Regions from separate parts of the Homo sapiens genome. Here region 2 is linked to region 1. Evidence: read pairs that join two places in POLR2A ChIA-PET (ENCODE). Cell type or tissue: OCI-LY7. All regions are shown on one strand.

The links. Peaks named below come from ENCODE experiments on the same cell type or tissue, not always from the same donor. Only the 100,000 strongest peaks of a DNase experiment are listed, where the experiment ranks them.
Region 2: POLR2A ChIA-PET joins it to region 1 with 20 read pairs; 3 of 35 experiments call an interaction of 5 or more read pairs at or near these places.

What each region holds. Positions count from the first base shown.
Region 1 is chr3:9,753,583-9,756,082 of GRCh38, reverse strand. OGG1 (8-oxoguanine DNA glycosylase) reads right to left here. Exons shown (of 7, transcript NM_002542.6): 4 at 1,198-1,379. Among named protein-coding and RNA genes, the nearest start is that of OGG1, 4.9 kb to the right of the region's middle. In OCI-LY7, no CTCF peak of the experiment used is centred here; no DNase peak of the experiment used is centred here; H3K27ac peaks cover 1,303 bases.
Region 2 is chr3:9,415,819-9,418,318 of GRCh38, reverse strand. The region is part of intron 1 of SETD5 (SET domain containing 5); the gene reads right to left. Among named protein-coding and RNA genes, the nearest start is that of SETD5, 19 kb to the right of the region's middle. In OCI-LY7, no CTCF peak of the experiment used is centred here; no DNase peak of the experiment used is centred here.

The DNA.
Region 1 (2,500 bases):
GGCCTCCCAAAGTGCTGGGATTACAGGCGTGAGCCACCATGCGCGGCCTATGAATACACTGAAATTGCTGTAATAAGAGGTGCTACTAGCTGAACACCTATGTGGGCCAGGTTATCATAACCTGGGAAGAAGGTATTACCACACCCACTTTACAGACAAGAAAACTGAGGCTTTGAAAGGTGAAGTGACCTGGCCAAAGTCACATGGCTGAGAATAGGCAGAACCAAGATTTAATGTTAGGCTGTAGTCCAAAGCCCATCAAAAAAAAATCTTTAAGCAAAAATTCATTTTTTAAACTACAGAGAAGTATAAAGAAAAAAAAAGGCTGGGTGCAGTGGCTCACGCCTGTAATCCCAGCACTTTGGGAGGCTGAGGCAGGTGGATCTCGAGGTCAGATTGAGACCATCCTGGCCCAACATGGTGAAACCCCATCTCTACTAAAAATACAAAAATTAGCTGGGTGTGGTGGCGCATGCCTGTAATCCCAGCTAATCTGGAGGCTGAGGCAGGAGAATAGCTTGAAGCCGGGAGGCGGAGGTTGCAGTGAGCCGAGATTGCACCACTGCACTCCAGCCTGGCAACAAAGCAAGACTCCACCTCAAAAAAAAAAAAAAAAAGACAAATGCCTAATTTCCAGTCATCTTATTGCCAGTTAACCCTATTGACATCAAGCAAAAAGTTTTGTCAGTACATGTCATTTTACGAAAGGAACAAAATGTGGCCGGGAGCAGTGGCTCATCCCTGTAATTCCAGCACTTTGGGAGGGCAAAGCAGGAACACTGCTTGAGGGCAAGAGTTTAAGACCAGCCTAGGCAACATTGTTAAGAGCCTATTTCTACCAAAACAAACAAACAAACAAAAAACCGAAAAGAAGAAATATCTTCCCATTTGTCTCCCCCAAGGAAACTATTATTTAGTTTCCTGCAATTTCCTTCTGGAAATTGCTGCATATATATAGCAGCATATATGTGTTGCATCTGAACAAATGGTCTTTCTAGAAATTCATTCAAAGGGCTATATCCTTTCTACTCTTTCTGCACTCTGCTTTTTTCTCTCATAAAACATCTACTTATATCCTTTCTCCTTCCTGCTCTGCCTCCGGAAGCCAAGCCTCCACCCAGCTCCCAGGCTTGGCTCATTTCCTGCTCTCCTCTTAGTGTCAGTAGAGAGGGCAGCTCCTACCCCCTGGGGCCTCACCTTGGTGCCCACTCCAGGCAGGATGCAGAGGGCCTTGTGGGCCTCCTCATATGAGGACTCTCGTAGCTGCTGCAGCCAGGCTAGCCCGCCCTGTTCTTCCAGGATGGCTCGGGCACTGGCACTCACGTAACGGGCACGATAGCCCAGGCCCAGCTTCCTGAGATGAGCCTCCACCTCTGGCCCTGCGGGGAGTGAGGAGGAGGGCAAGCATCAGGCATCTTCAAGTTCTTCCTGTCCTTAGGCTAGTAAGTGAGCTCTCTACCTCACAAGAGTGCTTTTCCTAAGTTCCCCTCCTACCTCCCCACCCTCTATGGGATAGTGGACACTTTTATGTGCAAGGGAAAGGGTTAGGCCTGGGTCCTGTCCCTCTACACATGTTTTCTGAGCACCTGCTATGAATTGGCCCCGGAGCCCAAGTCTAGTCCAGGGACTGAGGACTTGCTTCCCTTGAGGAGCTCCCCAACTGAGTTCCTTAACCTTTCCGAAAGAGTGTTCACACTCATGATCTAAAAAAATAACCACAATATAGCAACAGCTTCTATGATCAAGTGCTAGGCAACATGCTTCAGATATATTATCATGCTTACTTTTCCCAAGAACCCCACTGACAGTACTGCTGTTTTCCCATTTTACATGTGGAGAAAATGAGGGCTTAGAAGAGGTTAACTTACTTAAGAAAGGACATGGGGGAGATAAGATCTTGCACCTAGGTCTGGGACACCAAGACCTGTGCTTTTTCTTTTTTTGACACAGGGTCTTGCTCTGTCACCCAGGCTGGAATGCAGTGGCACAATCTCAGTTCACTACAGCCTTGACCTCCTAAGGCTCAAGCGATCCTCCCACCTCAGCCTCCTGAGTAGCTGAGACTACAGGCTTGTGTCACCATGCCTGGCTAATTTTGTTTATTTTTTGTAGAGATGAGGTCTCACTATGTTGCCCAGGCTGGTCTCAAACTCCTGGGCTCAAGCCATCCTCCCACCTTGGGCTCCCAAAAGTGCTGAAATTACCAGCATGAGCTACCCCACCTGGCTAACGCCGTGCTCTTAACCCATTACACTACACTGCCTCATGATTGCTTTATTCACTCCCAAAGCCCTTCTAGATAGAAACTGTTATTCCCATTCTACAAACAAGCTAAGAGAAGCCGGAAGAGGTGAATGACTTTCTTGAGGCCTTATGACTAACTAAGCCAGGAGCTGAGACTCAAGAACAGGTTTCTTTTTTTTTTTGTTGAGACAGAGTCTCACTCTGTCGCCCAGGCTGGAGTGCAGTGGCACGATCTCGGCTCACTGCAAGCTTCGCC
Region 2 (2,500 bases), 340 kb after region 1:
CCATCTGTAATCTAGCTGGCATCTGTAGAGGTCTGACTGCAAATGCAAATAAACTAGAAGATTTGAGTGCTTCGTTTCAAACAAATTATCAAAACTCTGTTCTAGCACTTTGGGAAGCCGAGGCGGGAGGATCACAAGGTCAGGAGATCGAGACCATCGTGGCTAACACGGTGAAACTCCGTCTCTACTAAAAATACAAAAAAAAAAAAAATTAGCCGGGAGCGGTGGCAGGCGCCTGTAGTCCCAGCTATTCGGGAGGCTGAGGCAGGAGAATGGCGTGAACCCGGGAGGCGGAGCCTGCAGTGAGCCGAGATCGCGCCACTGCACTCCAGCCTGTGCGACAGAGCAAGACTCCGTCTCAAAAAAAAAAAAAAAACAAAACTCTTGTTCTAGCAGTTCTGCCTCAGAAGTTTAAAATATGATGCTTCATTTTTAATCACCTTTGGAAAGAAACCTAGACACTGTAAGAGACTTATTTTAGAATATGTGGGGAAAAAAATAAAGAATAAAATAATTAAAAAAAAAAAAAGACTTGGCCAGGCGCAGTGGATCCCGCCTATAATCCCAGCACTTTGGGAGGCCGAGGCGGGCGGATCACGAGGTCAGGAGATCGAGACCATCCTGGCTAACATGGTGAAACCCCGTCTCTACTAAAAATACGAAAAATTAGCTGGGCATGGTGGTGGGCGCCTGTAGTCTCAGCTACTTGGGAGGCTGAGGCAGGAGAATGGCGTGAACCCGGGAGGCGGAGCTCGCAGTGAGTGGAGATCACGCCACTGCACTCCAGCCTGGGCGATAGAGCGAGACTCCGTCTCGGGGGGAAAAAAAAAAAAAAGACTTATCTATACTGATTTACTAAAAGACAGGAGACAAAATATGGACTTCACTTTCATCATAGGAACAAAATCACTTGGTATACTCCATTATGACACCCACATGGTCCAAATCCATGCCCTGGCCAAATGAGGGAAAAAACCCTCTTTTTTGTTGTGCTGGCACTAGCACCTGACTGAAGAGCTATTCTCCTTTGAAATTTTTGGAGACTTTTAGCAAACCACATCAGTCGCCTCCCTATGATTTCAAGGTAGCATTATATAATAGCAGTGAACTGGTCTCACTACCTCTGGGGTGTGAACCCTCCAATCTACTCTATATTCTTCCATGATGTTATCCCTTCTAGAGCATAACTTTGGTTACTATCATTGCATTATCTGAAATCTACAAATAATGGTTTCCTTAATGCTTATTGGGCTAGTCCAAACTCCTGTGCCTGAATGGAACAAGAACATTTTTGTTAATTAGCTACTAACCTGTTTCCTTCTCCTTCAAAACTTTGTTTACACTATTCATGCTTTTATTTTTTATCTTAAAAAAAAAAAACTTTATGGTGAAAAACTTCAAATAAATATAAAACCAGAGAAAACCCAATGTTCCCTACCCAGCTTTAATCAACAATCAATTCATGGCCAATCTTATTTTATCTATAACCTCTCTTCCTTCCAGGATTAGTCTACAGCAAAATCCCCAAAATACCAGTTGTGTCTATGACATCTGGTGGGTGGAGCTATCCCTTGTTTATCCTTATAATGGGTATAAGGATACATAAGAGGGGCATGTTTATCATAATGATAGGTCATGGTGATAAGAAATCAAAGGTCATAATTCTTTAGCAAAAGTTCCAATGAACAAGAAGCTTATGCAATTCAACAATTGCTAGATTTGCTGAGTAATGCTTAGGTTTTACAATTATACACTTGTGGTTATTAAAAAAAGTCTTAATCATTGAAATATTTTAAGAAAAAAATCACTGTAAACTATTTTTATGACACGAGTTTGTTGATAAATTTCTTGCATTCTTGGGAGCAAGAGCTAACTGCAAGTACATACATGACCCACAGCTGCGACACAGCATTCCTATATTTGCTATATGCCAATATACAAAAATGAATGACACAGGAGAAACACCCCAAAGCAGGCAGACAGTGAGTGTGATATTCCATAAATCTGTGTACTAAAGATAAGGACTGATTATATCACAAAAGTGACGGCTCACATTTGAGGTAGATGGCCAGCTGTTCTTATTTTTAGTGAGCAATCTCTTAGAGTACTTGGAGTCTTAGAGTGCTGACAGAAGACTGAGGGCAAAAAGGCTCACCCACTCTGAGGCACACCTTCCAATGGAAAAATGAGTCAATAATAACACTGAGTGTCACAAACCAAAAATATTTTGGATGCACGTGGAAGATTCCTATTTGAACCACAAAAAAATTACAAAGAAAGTAGCCAGGCATGGTGGTGCACACCTATAGTCCCAGCTACTCAGGAGGCTGAGGTGGGAGGATGGCTTGAGCTCGGTGGGTGGCTTGCAGTGAACTGAGATTGCGCTGCTGCACTCCAGCCTGGGCAACAGAACCAGAGCCTGTCTTTAAAAAAAAAAAAAAGTTCAACAGCAATGGGGCTGGGCAGGGTGGCTCACACCTGTATCCTAGCGCTTTGGGAG